Linked DNA regions of Homo sapiens: all the other regions are linked to region 1. A link is a loop called in an ENCODE intact Hi-C map of the cell type or tissue named here. Cell type or tissue: heart right ventricle. All regions are shown on one strand. Links, peaks and the distances in the headings refer to the core of each region. The heading gives the core; the rest is flanking DNA.

The links. Peaks named below come from ENCODE experiments on the same cell type or tissue, not always from the same donor. Only the 100,000 strongest peaks of a DNase experiment are listed, where the experiment ranks them.
Region 2: it touches region 1 in a loop (3-fold over the local background); 15 of 110 quality-filtered maps call a loop at or near these places.
Region 3: a loop joins it to region 1, with 2.2 times the contacts of the local background. A loop is called at or near these places in 6 of 110 quality-filtered maps.

Annotation. Positions count from the first base shown.
Region 1 is chr15:83,744,214-83,750,337 of GRCh38, reverse strand. The region is part of intron 3 of ADAMTSL3 (ADAMTS like 3); the gene reads right to left. Among named protein-coding and RNA genes, the nearest start is that of ADAMTSL3, 93 kb to the right of the region's middle. RefSeq lists an enhancer at 5,272-5,441. In heart right ventricle, for the core only: a CTCF peak has its summit at 3,144; a DNase peak (open chromatin) is centred at 3,110; H3K4me3 peaks cover 551 bases; H3K27ac peaks cover 1,761 bases.
Region 2 is chr15:83,444,097-83,450,220 of GRCh38, reverse strand. It overlaps SH3GL3 (SH3 domain containing GRB2 like 3, endophilin A3), which reads right to left and starts at 2,880. Exons shown (of 9, transcript NM_003027.5): 1 at 2,643-2,880. The coding sequence starts at 2,687. RefSeq lists an enhancer at 3,025-3,184. In heart right ventricle, for the core only: a CTCF peak has its summit at 3,177; DNase peaks (open chromatin) are centred at 2,410 and 2,920; H3K4me3 peaks cover 1,571 bases; H3K27me3 peaks cover 2,935 bases.
Region 3 is chr15:83,841,374-83,847,497 of GRCh38, reverse strand. All of the region lies in intron 7 of ADAMTSL3 (ADAMTS like 3), which reads right to left. Among named protein-coding and RNA genes, the nearest start is that of ADAMTSL3, 190 kb to the right of the region's middle. In heart right ventricle, for the core only: no CTCF peak of the experiment used is centred there; no DNase peak of the experiment used is centred there; H3K27ac peaks cover 3,503 bases.

The DNA.
Region 1 (6,124 bases), core at 643-5,642:
ACTGCCAGGGTTAATCCCGTTTTCATTATTATTTAAGTAGAAACTTAGGTGAAGACAATCCATCCCTGTGCAATACGGAAAGCTAATTCTGTATTCCAGGTAGCTGTGTTGAGTTACCAGATATACTGTAATTGATTAAGAAACAAAACCCTTAGGCTTGTAATAGCTGATACGTGACTCTGGTTCAGCTTGAATCCATAATTCATTGGCTTCAAATTTTGTGTGTAAATACAAAGATTTGCAAGGCCATAGAGTGGAGGAATCAGTTAATAAACAAATATCCAAAATAAAGTTTCCAGAAGTCTGGTTTCACACTACACTAGTCTTCAACATCTTTCAATGAGCACGCAGTTGAAGGAACACAAACGAACAGATCACTTTAAGGTAGAACCACAAAGTGTTACATCTGGAAAGGGACTTCTGAGCTTATCATTTTTACAGATGGCAAAATTGAGGTCCAAGAGGAAGACCTACACAGTCAAGTCAATGACAAAGAGCTTGAATGAGAACTCAGTTATTTCACCTTGCAACCCAGGACTCTTTTCGAGACCCACCCTATTCGCTTTCATGAATTACTAGTCTATGGCCATCTTCCTGCCTTGGACCTCCTGCCACTACTATTCATCCTCTACATCTAGGCCAGATGTATCCCTTTAAAACACAATTTCACACCTTAGTAACACCTCCCCACTGCTCAGACCATCTAGTGTTTTCTTAATGTCCACAGGACAAAGTTCAGAGTCCTTAGCTGGGCAGTTAGAACCTTCCACCTGCGTCCTACTAACACTCTAACATCACCTCCTACTGCACTTCCAAATGTAACAGCCACTGCAGTCCAATTGTTCTGTCCATCACAGCTCATCAGAACTGTTCTGCATGCATTTGCTTATGCCATTCTTCCTATGGTGACATGTTGACAGCTGCCCAGAATCCCCATCAATAAAGCTCTCGTTGCCTTAGCTGCAAGAGTGTACTATCAAACAGCCTTTAGCCATCAGTCTTTTCGGTGGTTGACTTAGTTGCAGGAAGGCATCTCTCTGAGGGTCACATCCCTGGCCAGGGGAAAATTAAAAGCTAACCTTGGAGAATGTCCTTCAGCCAGAGTCATTTCCACTACTGCCCTGCAACTGTGAGAGAGGCACAGCATCCAGCCCTTCTCTCACACCTGTGGACACATTCAGTGACTCAGCAAAGCAGGGGTCTAACTTAGGACAGCTCAGTCCAACTTAGGACAACTCTAAATGCTATTCTTGTTCCAGAGTTTCTTGTGGGCTGTGCCAAGGCTTTCTTTGGGGCTGCATTTCAGTTTGACACCTCCCACTGCTCATCCTGCTTCATTCTCTTCCTTCCATGAGTGTCAATCCCAAGAAACTCCCAAGTAACCATCTTGCATGTTAAACTCCTCTCAGGGTCTGCTCCCTGGAAAACCCAGCATGCAACACTCCCAGCCCCCAAATACCGGCTCCCACTGTCTTTCAAGGTCTACTCCCCAGGCCACTCCTCTTTACAAGTCCTGTAGCAAATATAGATCAGTTCACTTATTTTACATTAATATGAACCACCTCATACCAATAATTCCTTCTTAGGTATGTGAAGTCACAAATGCATGCTGTGTTTCTTTCTTCTTTCTTTTCTTTCCTTCCTTGCTTCTTTGTGTGTGTGGTATTTTTTTTTTTTTTTTTTTTTTTGAGACAGGGTCTTGCTCTGTCACCCAGGCTGTTGTGCATTGGCACAATCTCAGTTCATTGCAGCCCTGACCACCCAGAGTAAAGTGATTCTCCCACTTCAGCCTCCAACTGGCTGGGACTACAAGTGCATACCACCATGCCTGGCTACTTTTTGTGTATTTTTTTGTAAAGACAGGGTTTCGCCATGTTGCCCAGGCTAGTCTCAAACTCCTGAGCTCAAGGAATCCTCCCACCTTGGCCTCCCAGAGTATAGGGATTACAGGCATGAGCCACCATGCCCAGCCTGCCTACTCTGTATCCCTAAGAACTAGCATCATGACATTGCTACACAGTGAGTGATCAATGAAGGATGACAATCTTGATAATGAAGATGTAACCAATCTTGAACTGACGATCCACTTCAACTAATATGTCATTCTTCTTTCCCTGCTAGACTATAGTTCCCTAAGGGCAGAGTGCTGCTATCCCCACAGGCTCCTTGTAAGAGGCACTGAAGAAAGGAGCAGTGTACTTTTGATGTGCTACTCCCTTTAGAATGAACGAGAATAAGTTTGATTTGTATTCTCAAACATGGGATTGGAGGTGAAGACAGAAAGGAGAAGAAATGTTTTCTTTAAGGGGAATGACATATGAGGAATGTTGTACAAGGTCTCTCTTCCATGCCAACAAGACTCCAGGAGACGCCAAGCAGACACTTGCTGAGAGCTGCCATTCTGGTGCCAGGGAGTCTGGACCTGCCAGATCTCATGGCTGCTCCACCCTGAGCTGCCCTCGTCCATCTAGGATGACCCATGTTCTGAAATAAGATCCGCTTCTCCATCCTTAAACAGCCAAGCAAAACTGTTCCTTTTGTTTCTTTCTCACAGAGAGCAATGGATGTTTGGGAGACATCGGTTTGTCTTAATTAAAACAAAACTGCACCACAGCCATTCTTACGAAGTAGACAAAAAGTAAACAAGGACCTATGATGAACAGTTAGGGCCAAATTTTGAATTTCATGACATGTGAACATGGTCTGAAAAGGAAAGATAAATCCTCTCGTCCTCCAGGGGAACACTTAAAAGCTGACCTTGGAGAATGTCCTTCAGCCAGGGCACAGGGTCACTTCCACTACTGCTCTGAAATGGTGAGAGGAACAGCGTCCAAGCCTTCTCTCACACTTGTGGACAGATCTGGATGGGTACCTGAGAGGAAGTCTAACAAATAGGAAATGGAAAAACTTACTGAAACCATTTCTCCTGCCAGAGCAGAAACTGACCAAAGTGGGGACACTACTACTGCCTTGCAGTGCCAAATAATGAAATGTTGTTTCAACACTCTTCCCAAGTGAGGAAAGAGAAAGTGAAAGACGAGCAGCAGAGGAAAGCAAAACAGGAACAGGATGCAAGTGTGGGATTAGGGAGGCAGCAAACCTCAGAAATGGCCAGAACTGGCTCTCAGCTAACTAGGATTTCAGACACTTGCAGCAAGAGGGCAGCCCAACACTTCCTTATCTAACCTAACTTCCAAGTGACACCTAACACCATATCATCTGGGCAGCCTTCTCTTAAACCCCATCTAACCCATCACTTCTATTAGTCTTGGCATTTTTCTCGATGTCCACACAGAGGTAAAGTATATGAAAGTTCTAAGTTCTAATCCTTTTATTCGCACTCCCCATAGAAAATCCATAGCAAAGCTTTGCCTTATATTATTGCCATATATTACATTATTGCCTTACATTAGTACAAACTGAAAAGTATTTATTCCATCAGTTTAATAAGTAAGAAAATTTCATTTTTTTTAAGAGGCAAGGTCACACTTTGTCACTCAGGCTGGAGTGCAGTGGTACAATCATGGCTCACTGCAGCCTCAACTCCTGGGCTCAAGCAATCCTCTCACTTCAGCCTCCTAAAGCACTGGGATTACAGGTGTGAGCCACAATGCCTGGCTGACTTCACTTTTTAAAAAATCAGAAACTACTTCCAACCCGAAGTATACTGTTTTCACAAGAGACTAGCTTCATCATGTAACTATCATTGTAAATATCATTCACATTACCCAAAAGGTTCCCAGTTAACTGCAAACAGGAACATGAGCAATAGACCGCAGTTGATGTATTAACTCTGTCATTCAAGAGCTGGTGATTTTGATCCAGTTATGTATTTAAATACGAACATTTTCATGGGTAAAGCAAACAGAGGATTTGTGACAGACACTGATAGTTAACACCCAATATCCACACCCTCCTTTCTTTTTTGCTAACAGAACCCCAGGTGGTGAATCATAAGTCAACAAGACTATAGTGTTCACACTTTCCCAGCCTCCCTTGCACTCTGAGTGGCCATGTGAACCAGTTACGTGTCATTGACCAGAACTGGTTCACATGGCCACTCAGACTGCAAGGGAGGATGGGAAAACTGGTCATTTTCTGTCGGTGCTTCTGGGCAAACATCACATTCTTGATTAATAAGACAAAGGGACATAGGCAATTCTATACCTCTTCTCTCCTTTCTTCCTTGGAATTCAATGTGGTGCTTGAAGCTGCAGTGCCATTTTGCAACCATAAGAGGAACGGCCAACCCACTGAGTACAAAGAACAGAGGGAAAGGAGCCTGGATTTTGAGAGCATCACTGAGCCACTGTCCCAGGCCTATTTGTTAGAACAGCCTTTGGCATGGCATTATGTTCCCTGCAGCTGACAACACTAATAACTGATAGAGGGTTGTTGTGGAATTAAAGAAGAGATTATGTGAAAGTCATTTGATAATGTACCTGACACAGCTTTGTCTGGTTCCAAAGACAGCCTCTTTCCATGACAACAGGCACTTATGAGATTGCATTTATTCATAACACATTTTGCCCAATGGCACCAGATAAACCAAGTGTCACTCTATGTACTTTTCACTTCATTGAATTAATGTAGATAGCTTCATCTTGAAACAGAAAATGTTTCCTTGACCCCCTTCTCGACTGGGAACTGGAGTGCATGGGTGCTAGAACTAGCCAGTCGCTTGGGTGCTGGCAGGGGTGGACTGCACTCTCTGGAACCTATTGCACTCAACCCCTCATGGAAGGAAGCACACAGGTGAGCAGGTGCAGGAGCCGGGGCAAGTGCTTTTGGGTGCTGGCAGGAGCAAAACTCCATTCAGACTCCACAGCAGTGTCTAGGAGGAAGTACCTATGACCCCTGAAGCCCCAGAAGGACTGTTACAGTCAGTGCTCTTTTAGCTTTGCCAGCTTAAGTGTTATGCCACTCAGTGGGCTCTCTGCCTTTTCATGTGAGGTGGTTGCTCTCCGCTAATGAGGACAGAGGGTCAGCATGACAGCCTTTAGCATCCACACAAATGGCACCCAAGCTCTTGTCCAGCGTCCAGGAAAAATCAGGTTGCATGAATGAATTGAAGAGTGGAGGATTTTATTGCCGACGAAAGTGTCTCTCATCAGGAAAGGGAGCTGGAAAGGGGATGGACCAGGAAGGTGATACTCCCCATGTGGACTCCTCTCTGAAGCAACGTTGTCAAGCCGCCCAGCCGAAGTCAAGCCGCTTCTCTCTGATGTCCAGTTGCTTCTCCTCTTCTCTGCTCTCTGCCAGCTGAGCCTGGGGTTTTTAGGGGTCCAGGATGTGGGGCAGGGCAGGCCATGGGTGGTTTTGGAAAAGGCAAACATTCGAGGAGGAAAACAGGAATGCATGTTCTCACTTTGGGCTGGGGTTCCAGGCTTGAGGGTGGGGCCTTTGCCAGGGACCCGCCCTCTTATGCCCAGAGTTTCCCTGCTTCCTGTCCCCATCGATATAATAAACAAACACACTCTTTTGACATTACACAAATGGCTTCTCTAGGAAGGCATATGTAAGACACCCCAAACACGACAGTCCTGCTGACAAACCACTGACTGAAAATTAATGCTCATTTGTGGGGAGGGTAGTAGGGAGATTTGGCCAAAGGATACAAAATTTAAGTTAGATAGGTAAAATAAATTCAAGAGCTCTACGGTACAACACAGGTGACTATACTTAATAATGATGTATTGGATTCTTGAAAATTGATAAGAGATTTTAAGTGTTCCCACCATAAAAACAATGATAAGTATGTGAAGTAATACATGTTAATTAGCTTTGCCAGTCCACAATGTATGCATATTTCAAAACATCATGTTGTACATCATGAATATATACAATTTTTGCCAATTAAAATTAATTAATTTTTTAAAAGAAAATTAATGCTCAGAGACAACATGTACTTGAGTGTCCATATGGCAATTCTTGCTCATTTTAGCTAATGGAGATAGAAAATTCTACTTTACACAGAGTGAGAATGAGAAAATCATGGAATCTGAAGTATGTAAATTAGAAAAAAATATTTTTTGGTGTCTTTGGCAAATATTAAGTCACGTGTGTGGTTTTATCTTCCTCTATATAGCAAAGCCCTGCTTTTTCTGGAACTATTAGAATTAAG
Region 2 (6,124 bases), core at 487-5,486, 300 kb after region 1:
CATATTCACAGAGTTGTGAAACCATTGCCACAATCATTTTTATAACAGAAACATAGCTTCTAAATTCCCTGAGTCATCATACAGATAGAAACCAAGGTCCAGATGGGTTAAGTTATGTTCCCAAGGTTACAGAGCTGGTCAGTGGCTGAGCCAGACCTAGATCCCTGGAAATTATTTTAGCCATTGACATCATCTGGGGCTCCCTTCCCCTGCCCCAGGTAAGTTCTGTATGAATTAAAACCTGCTGTTAAAATGTTGTCTGAGAAAAACATCTGGCATTTTTTATTATTGAGCTCCCTCATATTATATTAAACCGGTCTGATTTCTCCACCAAATTGTTGCATTGCAAGATTTTTTAGAAAGACTTCTAGAACATATTAAAACATATCTACTGAGTACTTTTAACCACAAAACATGGCTATGAAGCCCAGAGAGAATCTGTGATGCCTCTCCTTTCAGGTAAAGTCATAAATTATTTCCGCTCATGCGAAAAAAAAAAAAAAAAAGACTAAATAAGACGTTCTGTTCATTTCATTTTTAATGTACTGATTACAGGTAGTTAAACCAAACTACCCATGACTAGCAAAATATTTCTCCAGTGCCAATAACTTCCAAGGATTTCAACCATTCATTCTGGTTACTGTCAGAAACCAACTTAAATCACCCAAGGGCTTACGTTATCTCTGAGATTTGCTTATCTTTGAGATTTGCCCCTGTGAAGTCCATACCCAATAAAGGAAAAGTTTTCAAAAGAGGAGGTTCATTTCCTGCCAGTGCTAAGGAAGCCAATGTAACAAGTACAGCCAGCGATTACTCTGGCACTGCTCTGCTCTGCTCTGCTCACAGCAGCACTCGGCCTCCTGGCTGTACCAGCTGAGGACACTCCACAATACCTAGCTCACTGAAGCACTTGTTGATTGCTCCTGCCTTTAAATGTCCCCCTTCCATGATGGTCTTCTCTCTCCTGTCATCTACGAGTTCTTTCTTTCCTGTGTTGTGCCACCCCAAAATTTCATCTATTCAATAAATATTTATTGAGTGGTCACTGCTCAACAATTACTGGGCTAAACATTGTCCCTAAATGGGGGTGCTGTCTAGAGTCTGCCTTTAACTCGCTGTGCCTTTTCTCACTTTTGTCTACACATACATTTTTAAATCTCCGCTTAGGCTGGAAATCACCAAAAATCTGTAGCTCCAGTACCAGCCTCACCCCCTGAGCTGCAGGTCAGGATATGCACCCCAACCCAGGCCAGTGACATGTGAATGTCCCAAAGACCCCTCAAAGTCCCTGGGTTCAGTGGTGAATCCATCATCTCCACCCTCACCTGAATAGCCTCTCCTCCAGGGCTCCTTAACACCTTGAATAGCACCACTGTCCACCCAGTGCCCCCAGCTAGAAACAGCATCACCCAGTTTCCATATGGAAAGAGTGTGAGTGAGGGGACAGCAGTGCCTTTCAGCCTGGAACTGGGGCTAGAAGAAGAGAATCTTCTAATTGCAGTTGCTTTCTATGGGCCAATTTGTGGGAGAAGCAGGATGAGACCTCACCACAAATGTGGACGTTGAATGAAATCTGTCTACCCTGGCTCTAGCAAAATGGGGGCTGGGGTTGCGGGGAGAGGTGGTGAGAAGCAACAGACCCAGCGGTGCTGGTGGGGAACAGGTTTTACAACGTGAGCTCTGCCATAGCTGGAAGAGCCTGCAATGTTGATGTTGAAAAACAAATTTGCTTGTCATCAACACACACACACACACACACACACACACACACACACACATCAATTTCATGTCTCCCCTCCTGTTTTCCTGTTTCCTCTGCTCAGAACGGCTTTCCTCCTATCATCCCACACCCTCAGCCATAATTCTTCCTCATACTTAATTCTCAAATGACATGTCTCCTCCTCCGGGAAGCTCTCCCTGACGCCCCCACTGTGTTATTTGTCATCCTCTGTGCGTGGAGGTGTGTCTAGCACTGTTTGTTTACGTGTCTGTCTCCGTGTCTCCCCTGCAGGCTGTCAGCTCTGTAAGAGCAGAAGCGTGATGCCCAGCCCCGGGCCGACACCGGGAAGACGGTGGGGAGGGGAAGGACCGCGGTAGAGAGCCCCAGCCGGGGAGCCGGGCACAGTCCAGACGGGGCCATTTCGATGCGCGCGCGGGGAGCTCAGCGGGACACAGCCAAGCGCCAAATACACAGCATCTCTGGAGGCGCCGGTGGCCGGTGGAGGATGGGCCCCCCACGAGGCTCTCCCAACCAAACGGCTGGAGACTCGGGGGAGGCCCTGCCGGCATCGTACTCCCTGTGGTCGTCCTCCCCTCGCGCGGGTAGGGGCCCCCCCACGCCCACTCCGTCTCCGCCTCCCGAGTCCCCGCGGCCGCCACCTCTGCCCTCCGCTCCGCAGAATCTCTCCGATTTACAACGGCCCAGGGCAGAGCCGGGGGCCAGGGAATGGGAAGGAGAAGGCGCCAAGACGCCGAGGAGAGAGCAGGCGGCCCCTCACCCCACCCTCGCGCCCTCCTAGGCGGGAAGAAATTGAGCCCCGAGAGAGGCCCTTCAGGGAACAGGAGTCCCAAAGGCCCGGGAGCCTCGGGGGGCCGCAGCCTCCGCGTCCCCCTCCCTCCTTCCCTCCTCTGCGCCTCCCTACCTGGCTGGCTTTGTGGAACTGCTTCTTCAGCCCGGCCACCGACATCGCGACTGCGACCGGCAGGGGCGGGGTGGTCTCAAGGCTCGGCTGGGCCACGCGGCCGCGACGCGCTCGGGGAGCGGGAGCCCGGGCCGGTCCCCCCGCGGCTGGGCTCCGCCGGGCCCGCCTCCCACGGCCACGGCCACAGCCACAGCCGCTGTCACACTCGCACACACGCGCGCACGCCGATGGCAACACTGCGTTCCAAAGCCCCTGCGCAGCCCATTGGCCAAGCCGCGGCGATATGCAAATGAAGCTGCTGGGGCCGCCCACGCTTCATTGTTGCGTGGAGACCTGGGCTACTTGAGCCGCGCAGAAGACCGGCCTGGGAAGCTGGGCGTGGGGATGTCCTGGGGGTCGGGGGAGTACAGTCACACAGTGCTTCTTGCTGGGCGCGGGACGATATAGATCTAGCTCTGAGATTGTCATGGGTACCGGGAGAGAGATCAGTTCTCTCTGCTTCTGTCTTGGTGCCGAACCGGCTTTGGCTCACAGGCAACATCGCCTCCCTCCGGCGCATTTTCGCTCGGTGTATGTTTAAGAAAGGAAGGCTCAGAAATGCGCCTAGGGAGGGACAACAAATGCAACTCGATGGGGGACCTGTGGTAGGAGGAAGCGGTCTGTGGGTGGCGGGCTTTCTTCTCTCTCCACGCGGTGCTCTGGGTGCAATCTGCTCAAATGATTTTGGTCTTCTGGGAGCCCTAGAGTTATGGAGTAATTTACTAATAAATACGGTGCTAGCTCACTTGGTGCTCTGAGCCCGCTGTCAACGGCACTAAAAGCAACCATCTCCAAGGTGCCATAAAGAGCTCGTTGCATATCCGGCGGAGTCCACCAGACCAGGAACCCAGCTCTCTCGGTAACCCCTACCAGCTGTGTCAGTTACAGAGTGTCCATTTGCACAGAGTCCAGAGGTCGACGCACTCACAGCTAAGCCCAGCCAGGGACATGGAGCATTGCGTTAACCTCGTGTTAGAGCTATCCCCAAAAGGTACAGCATCTTCGCTGAATCTGGCTTCCAAAGGTCCCGAGGATTCCCAAACCTAGAATATATGTTTGGCAACGCTTCACACTGAAAAACAAAAACATTTCCCACCTTCAGTCTCTTTTTGGGCCCTTAGCAGGTCCCATCTGGGGTGACGAGCAGTCCCTGTCTGCCCTGGACACTTCGGGTATATGCCTGTGCCCTGGTGTCCACCTGCCATAACATTTCTCCAGGACAAAAGTCATGCAGTTCCTCCCCTAGCTGTTAGCTCCCAGCGCCCAGTCGGGGCTAGTCCTAACCCTGACTTCATCCTAGTGAGGACTGGGCAAGTAAGTACACACCTCTCTGGGCCTTGGTTTCCTCACTTCTACTTGAAGCATGTAGACTGGAATAAACAGTGTTCCTCCTCTGATACTGGGGAAAAAATGCTTGAACTTAGTGGAGATCGTGGGATAAGGGCAGCCAGTCAGAGGGTTAATGAGCATGACTTGGGTGAGTGTTGTGGGCTTACCTGCCTGACACCAGCCACTGATAGATAACTAAAAAGTGTGAGGGTGGTGACAGCTGGGTCAGAATGGCGTAGCAAGATGACCTGTCCATACAACAGTTCAAATGCCTCTCAACAGTGGGCTTCACCGCAGGCCAACCACTACATAAGGCAGAGAGCCAGCTGCAGCTGGAGTCCAGGATTGGCAGGTCTCTCTTGTCCTAGGCTATTCAGGGCTGCTCAGCTTCCTCTTTCTCCATGCTCCAGAGAGGTTTAAATAGCACCGGTTCTATGGTACCTCCCCCTAGACCAATCCGGCTCTGTGCCCTTTGGGAGGAGGGGGGTGCTTTTTTTTCAAACAGTTTATTGGCATTTCCTCCACAGTCGTTAGTACATTCAAGTTTCTCACTTCAGTTGATTTTGGTAATTTATCTCCTTCATTAATCAAGTATAGAGTTGAAGATCATACTTTTTAAACTTCAGAATCTTTCATATACATTTTCTCCTTTGTAAAAGTTTTTGTGATTTGTCTTAATTTTTTCAGTGAATAGATTTATTGGAGGTTTGCTGATTTTATTGGTCTTTCAAAATATTTTTGAAGGTACTCATCATTGCTACAGATTTTTCTCTCTCATTGATTTTTCTTTCATTATTCTTACACATTCCTTCCTTCACTTTTGTTCAGAAGACTAGTGAGAGTTTGAGGGTTTTAACAATAGAAACTGACTCTAGCTAACATAAGCTGGAAAATATGTATTGGAGAAGGATGTCAGGCAGCCTGGAGATTCACAGGAGGGGTGTAGGGAACAAGGTGGAGGGGATGAGCAGGAATTAGGAATCTGAGCACTGAGATCCACAGGGTGTCCAGGAACAGCTTGATTGGGATATGCTGGCTCTGCCACTGAGCCCTGGCCATGGCTACCAGAATGAAGGCTGCCCTTTCAGGCAGTCACTCCAGCTGCATAGTAGCAAGGGCAGCATCTGATTGGTGGATTCACTCCATGGCAGATTTCCCTACTATAGGAGGAAGCTTCAGAGGTTAGGCAGCCAAATTTTATATATATATATATTATATCATATATTATATATATATAATATATACATTCTTTAATATATACCATGTTAGAGAATATATAATATATATTAGAGAATATATATAAAAATAATATATATAAGCAACAACAAATGCCCATTAAAGTGTATTTGGGTATCCTTAATCTCATGTCTTTTATTTATTTTTATAAAACTATAAATTTTCCTCCTGAGTATGGCTTTGGTTTCATACCTTGTTTTCATGAATGATATGGATCTCCTATTTTCTAAATAAAACTTGTCATTACAGTTTTGAGTTCCTCTTTGATCCAAATGTTATTCAGGATAATTTTTTAAAAAGCTTTTCTAGGCTGGGCATGGTGGCTCACGCCTATAATCCCAGCACGTTGGGAAGCCGAGGCAGGCAGATCACGAGGTCAGGAGAGCGAGACCATCCTGGCTAACACGGTGAAACCCCATCTCTACTAAAAAGTACAAAAAATTAGCCAGGCGTGGTGGCGGGCACCTGTAATCCCAGCTACTCGGGAGGCTGAGGCAGGAGAATGGCATGAACCTGGGAGGCGGAGCTTGCAGTGCGCCAAGATCGCACCACTGCACTCCAGCCTGGGCGACAGAGTGAGACTCAGTCTCAAAAATAAAAAAAATTAAAAAAATTAGCTGGTCATGGTGGTGCATGCCTGTAGTCCCAGCTACTCTGGAGGCAGAGGCAGGAGAATCACTTGAACTCAGGAGGTGGTGGTTGCAGTGAGCCAAGATGGTGCCACTGCCCTCTAGCCTGGGCGACAGAGTGAGACTCTGTTTAAAAAAAAAAAAAAAAAAAAAAAAACCTTTTCTAGGTGGTTTGATTTTTTAAAATTTATTCTATGTTAAATTCTAGACTTGTGATACTATCGTCAAATAACATGTCTTGAAAGGTTT
Region 3 (6,124 bases), core at 487-5,486, 97 kb before region 1:
AAGTTACCTGGCATGGTATTGTACAGAACAGGGTCTGCACAATTTTTCAAAAGTAGGATAGTAAGGTTTGCTTCAAGCTCATCTGTCATTCTGTAGGAGCAGTGGGGGATTTTGGAAGGCGAAAAAAGGAAAAGTCAATGGGTAGCAACACTGATTCTGCAGCTGGAGGACTGTCTATACACTACTTTGCAAATGGGGGTGAGAAAAATGCAGTATGCCAGTAAGCAAAAGTAGAAAAAGCAAATGTAGGAAATTAACAGCAAATTTTTTACAAAAGAAGGAAGGAACACAGCAGAGCTTTGCCTTGTTGAGAACAATCGGCTGCAAACTGAAAACTGACCAGCATGCCTTGAGCTGTTAGGCCACATTACTAAAGTCTCTGATTGCTCAATCTGCAAATGAGTATCTTCAGCCCTTAGCTCCTATGCAGAAACATCTGCTCCCAACCTGACGTATGTTTATTTACTGGCCTAAACTGCCTTTACCTCAAAAGACCATGGTAACAGGCAGACTGACCAATAATGTATGCCTCTGTGCTTATTGGCAGGGCTAGCTTTGGAACAGCATGCAGGAGATGGGACTATGTCACACAGCATCTAATAACAAATATCTGTCCAGATGTTCTCGAGCATCATAGTGTAACTCTCATTTTCTGCCCTTTATAATACTGCCTCTAAGAAATCAGGAGGCTGGTGAGGATAAAACAGTCATCTGCCTTCTGACTCTGTAGTGGGGCATCAGACACTGAAAAGCAGAGGCGTTAACCAAAGGCATGCACCAGTGGCCACCTGGGAAGTTTGGCAACCTGCAATTGCCCAGATTTACCCCTCAAAATTCTAGGGTGGGGCCTGAGGATTAGAACATGGGACAAGTTCCCCAAGTGCTCCTGATGTGCACCCTGGGTTAGGAACCATGGAGCTGGCTGGGCTCTGCCAAGGGGAAACAAGGGGTGGGTTGGCTGAGGCAGCCTTTGCTCCCCTCTGACTCCATTTCTGTGCTATCTTTGTTCCCTGTCCCACCACTCTAAGCCTCGGTGCACCTCTCGCCTCATGCTCATCTCGCCGTCCTTGGAAGACACTTTGGGAGGGTGGTTAAGCACATGAACTCTGAGGTCAGAACCATCTTGACCACTCACCAGTTGTGAGACCTTGACCAAGGTGCTTAATTTCACTGAGCCTATTTCTCCATTTGTTAAATGGGGAGGGTATAGTAGTACCTACCTTGCAGGGTTATGTTAAGAATAAATAATGTCACACATAACAAATACATAGCACAGTGTAAGCATACAAACCCTGGGGGCCATTATTATTACTATTATTTTCCCAATAAGTATTTTTACTAATAATCCCAGTGCTCTCAGCTGGTCAGCAGGTGTCAGGTCTCCTGGGTGACCACGGGTGTTGCAGTGCTTGGCTACTAATAAGCTGCTTCTGATTTTAATTCACATTCCTCAAGGACTGCTTCCATAGGGATGCTGGTCTAAGTGGGCTCTTCAATTCTGTGTAGGTCAAGTCGACACACCTTTACTGGAAACATACTGGGTGCCAGGTACTGGGCCAGGTGCATGAGGTTCTTGAGGAGCTCACATACCAATGAGGGGGTCAGTGCAAAAACTAAACCTCCCTCTTGCAGGTTGTGACAATAACATGTTAAAAGGCAACCAAGTAGCAGTTCATGGGAGATAAGAGGAAACCTCACACCAACTCATTCTTGTGGTGTATCTAAAATTTCCTGGGCCCTTTAAGAATAAAGACAAGCCATCACTGTCAAGCCCTTTATTAAAAGTTTGGAAAATTGCTTCATATAAGTTCCTGGGACTTCTTTCTCTAAACTCCATTCAATCCTAAGATCTATTTTTTTTTAACAATGAACAAATTACACACACTTAATAGATTTTCAGAGCTAGAAGATTTCTTATAAATTGTCCATGCTCACTGTGCAGATGAAAAAGTTGAGGTCGCAGTAAGTGAAGCATCTTGCCTAAGAAGATAGATTGTCAGAGGCCAAACTGAGGTTATTACCCCAGTCTTTGGCTTCCAGTCCAGTTCTATTGCACAATATCATTTAGTCCCACTGAAATCATAACAGGAAGCAGAATCATCTCCAGCGAAGGCCATGTATTCATTTGTTCAACATTAACTGAGCTCCTAGGATGTGTTCAGTACTGCACTAGCACTAGGAATAAAATGGTGGACATCATAGACATGGTGCCTGCTCTTGCAAAGCTTACTAGTGGGAGAGGCAAACTAGACAAATAAATGAAATAACCACTTCTTTCCCTAAAGGCTAAGCAAGAACTAAACAGAAAAGAGAAGGGCCTACTTTACGTAGAGTGGTCAAAGAAAGCCTCTCTGAGGAGGCGACACTTGTGCTCAACGTTGAGAAAGAGGTAACTACGTTGAAGAGCAGGGAGACACATGGTCCAGGTTCAGGGATGGGTCGGTGCAAAGGCCCATCGGGGGAATGGGCACCTGACATTCTGGAATCTCCCAGAAAGCCAGTGTAACTGGGGATTAGGGAATGAGGAGCAGATGGCAGCACATGATGTAACACAGGGGCCAGATGATACAGGCTTTAAAGGCTTTGGAGAGGGACGCGGATTTCATCATAGGTGTAAGGTGATTCATGAAGAGGCCAGGGAGTTCACAGTCTGTCTGCTTCTCCATGTAAAATACAATCTATGACATTCCTTTGCAACACAGTCTACATGCTATTTTTCCATTATCTCTCTTCATGCACAGGGCCAGAAGACAAACAAAACCATGCAAAAGAGCTAGGCAAGGACTAGAACCCAGGAGTCTTTATTTCTAGTCACAGAGTCTTCCTTCCAGGCCACACTCTCCCTTGCTGAATTAAATGGAGGAGGGTGAAACTTTTAATTCCATTAAAAGGAACAGGGTCTTTGGTTTGAATATTCCTTTCTCAATCGCAGTTCTGATAGAAGAGTATGACCAGCCAGAATCTCACCCTAGAAAGACGAATGTGGAGGTAGAAAGAGATGATGTGGGAAGACAGGAGAATGAAAACCAATTCATGTTACCATGTTAGCAGACCCTTTATATCCTACACAATCTTCCTTGCTATGGAATAAGTTAAATTTGTAAATGGTTTTTGGGAGTGACAGTCAAAGGAGAAATGAACAGTGGATGAAGGGAAAAAATCTTAAGAATTACACTGTGAGGCAGCCCCATGATCCACCTAGCCCAGGATTCTATTTGTGTCAAGGAATGCATTAGAAGAGTGTGTGTTTATCTTCATACTGCCAAAACTTGAGCAAAATGCTGGTGTTCCCAGTTGGCCTTAGGTATCACTGTATCAATAGGCTTGGCTGCCACCATGTAAAAATGGACAAAAAGCTTAGAATAGACAAGCCGATCTTGTTTATTTGCCTCACACACGTGTGCCCTGATGTGGACAAGACCAAAATAAGGAACAAACCTGGAAATACAACTAAGTTTCTAAATGCCAAGTCAAGACTCTCTAAACAGATATGTTTGTTGTTGTTTTTACAGCTTTCTCTCTTTAATACCTGAGTGGCCTCTAGTTTCCTTTTCCAACATCCAAAGCTGTTTATGTTGGTTGTCAGTTCCGTCTCTCTCCTCCTCCCTCTGAACAGGAAATCTGTATGTTGTATCTGGATAAATTTCTGATATTTTTCATAGCAAAGGTTTTGGCTCCAGGCTCTTACACCTTGTGTCTGCCTCACTGCGTGATGGAAATGATATTCTGTGTGCAGCCTTGTGCACATTCTCCAGTGCAGGGCTGTGCCAACAGCATCTCGTTGCCATGTCCTGACTCAGGGTGAGTCCCAGGGAAGATTGGAATGAATTCTTGGCAAGGTGTGGATGTAGGAGCTGCGTAGATTCTGCAGGCTCCAGTGATGCACACTCAGGGGGAGACATGGCTTCATTTCCTACATTTCTTTCACACAAAGCATGATTATAGGGAAGTGCTTCCATATGGCCTAGGGAAAAAATCCCAGCCAAAAACAGCTTCAGCTGGTCAGTTTCAGAGCTGTAACAAACATGATGGGGCCATAATTAGAATCAAGATGGTGAAGGACTGTGTTTTCACGCAGGCAGGAATCTTTGCTACCTTTAGCCTTAGCTCAAGCGCATGCATACGGAACCTGATAACATGCCAGCATCCTGTGGGATGTTCCTGGCTTATACCATGTCACTCATGCCCTGCACTGAAGGATCTGTGCCCTCCAGTTCCCCTTTCTACGTAGAAATTGATTTTTTTTAAAAAAAAGGACATTTTAGGGGTTCTTAACCTGGAATGTCCTAAACAGGCATCAGGGGTCTGAGAACCCCACAAAAAAATCAGAATGGCAAATGTGGGGCTTATAAATACACATGCATTTTCCTGGAAAGAAAATGCATAACTTTTAATAGATTCTCAAAAGCATATGTAATCCAAAAGCTGAAAATCAAGAGACAGAGAGAGAGAGAATAATGAACTACCTTGCATTTCAGTACCTCTTCTGCACACTTCTCCAAATAAGACTGCCCTTTGGCACAATTTCATCTGGCATTTACCCTGGTTCAATTAGAATTATCTCAAGTTCTAATCTTTCTTGGACCCTGACAAAACGAGGTATTTTCTGATGAGATTTCCAAACTTTCTAAGGCCAACACTAACTCTACGTACTTCCATTACACCGGGATCTGGCTATTGTCTTTCTCCCTTACTCCCCTCATCCACATGCCTTCCTGGATGAACACTTCTCAGTATAGCCTCTCTTCAAACTGTGTTCACTGATCTGAGTCCTAAAACTTTGGTTTGTCCTACAATCACTCTGTTTTCACACTTTCAACGTTTTCCTCCATACCAAGCAGTAGCTCTCTTAAAATCAATCCCCAGACGGACTGATTGTTGATTTTCAAATATGTTTACAAATACCCACATTTACACTTAAAGTATGTAAGAGGTATTGAAAGGGGCAAAGTTCCCTTATCCCCCTCTCAGGGCATGCAACAGGAGGAGTGGCTTGCTTCTTCCGTGCCCAGCAGCTCAAGCCCCTAGGGGGAGCATGCAGACGGGCAGGTTATGGGGAGCTTGGGGCTCCAACCCCAAGGCAGCGTCTAGAGTTGAATGTTTACAGCTCCCAAAGTTCCAGCATGTGTTACAGTGTGCTCTTTCAGCTTAGCTGTCCGCAGGTGGCTTCTGTTAATCAGCTCAGTTAGAACCTCTGCCTTTTCTCAAGGACAGAGGGCTTTCGGTATCGCAGCGCTTTCTGTATCCCTTGCCACTCCATCCCCCTTCTGCCTCCTCATCCATCTGCTGAGAGCTACCTCCACCATTCAATAAACCTTTGCACTCATTCTCCAAGCCCATGTGTGATCCATTTTTTCCAGTACCATGGGCTTGGAGAATGAGTGCAAGGTTTTATTGAATGGTAGAGGTAGCTCTCAGTAGATGGATGGGAAGGCAGAAGGGGGATGGGGAGGCAGAAGGGGGATGGAGTGGGAAGGTGGTCTTCCCCTGGAGTCGGGTCGCTTAGCAGCTAGGATCTCGTCCGTCCGCCCTCGGCCAAATTTCCCCCTGAGTCTCTGTCGTTCCACTGTCAATGGCCTGTCGGCGTCTGTGTGTTCTTCTGCCAGTGTGTTCCTCTCAACATCCAGTCACTTGTGTGTGTGACTGCTAGGGTCTTGGGGTTTTTATAGACACAGAATGGGGGGCATGGCAGGCCAGAGTGGCCTTGGAAAATGCAACATTTGGGTGTGAGGACAGGGACTCTGTTTTCAGAGTCCCTGTCCTCACCCAGGCCAGTGGGCACAGGCCCAAGGGCGGAGCCCTAGCCAGGAACCCCGCCCTTCAATTTCCTGCCCCCCCTCCCGTATCAGTGTGACATCCTTTAGTATCCCAATGGGTAATATTTTTAACAAAAATGCAGCTAGCATTTACTGAGTACTCTCTAGTTACTACGCTATTTGGAGTTCTCAACATGGATTGATCTTTTAAATCCTGATAACAGCTCTACAAAGGCAGTACTGTTGTTATTCCCAGTTTAAAATTAGAGATCCAAGATACCCATGGAAGTGAAATAACTTAAATAACTCTGCACAGCTCATAAGCAACAGACCCAGGACTTAACCCTGGAAGGCTGGCGGCTCCGGAC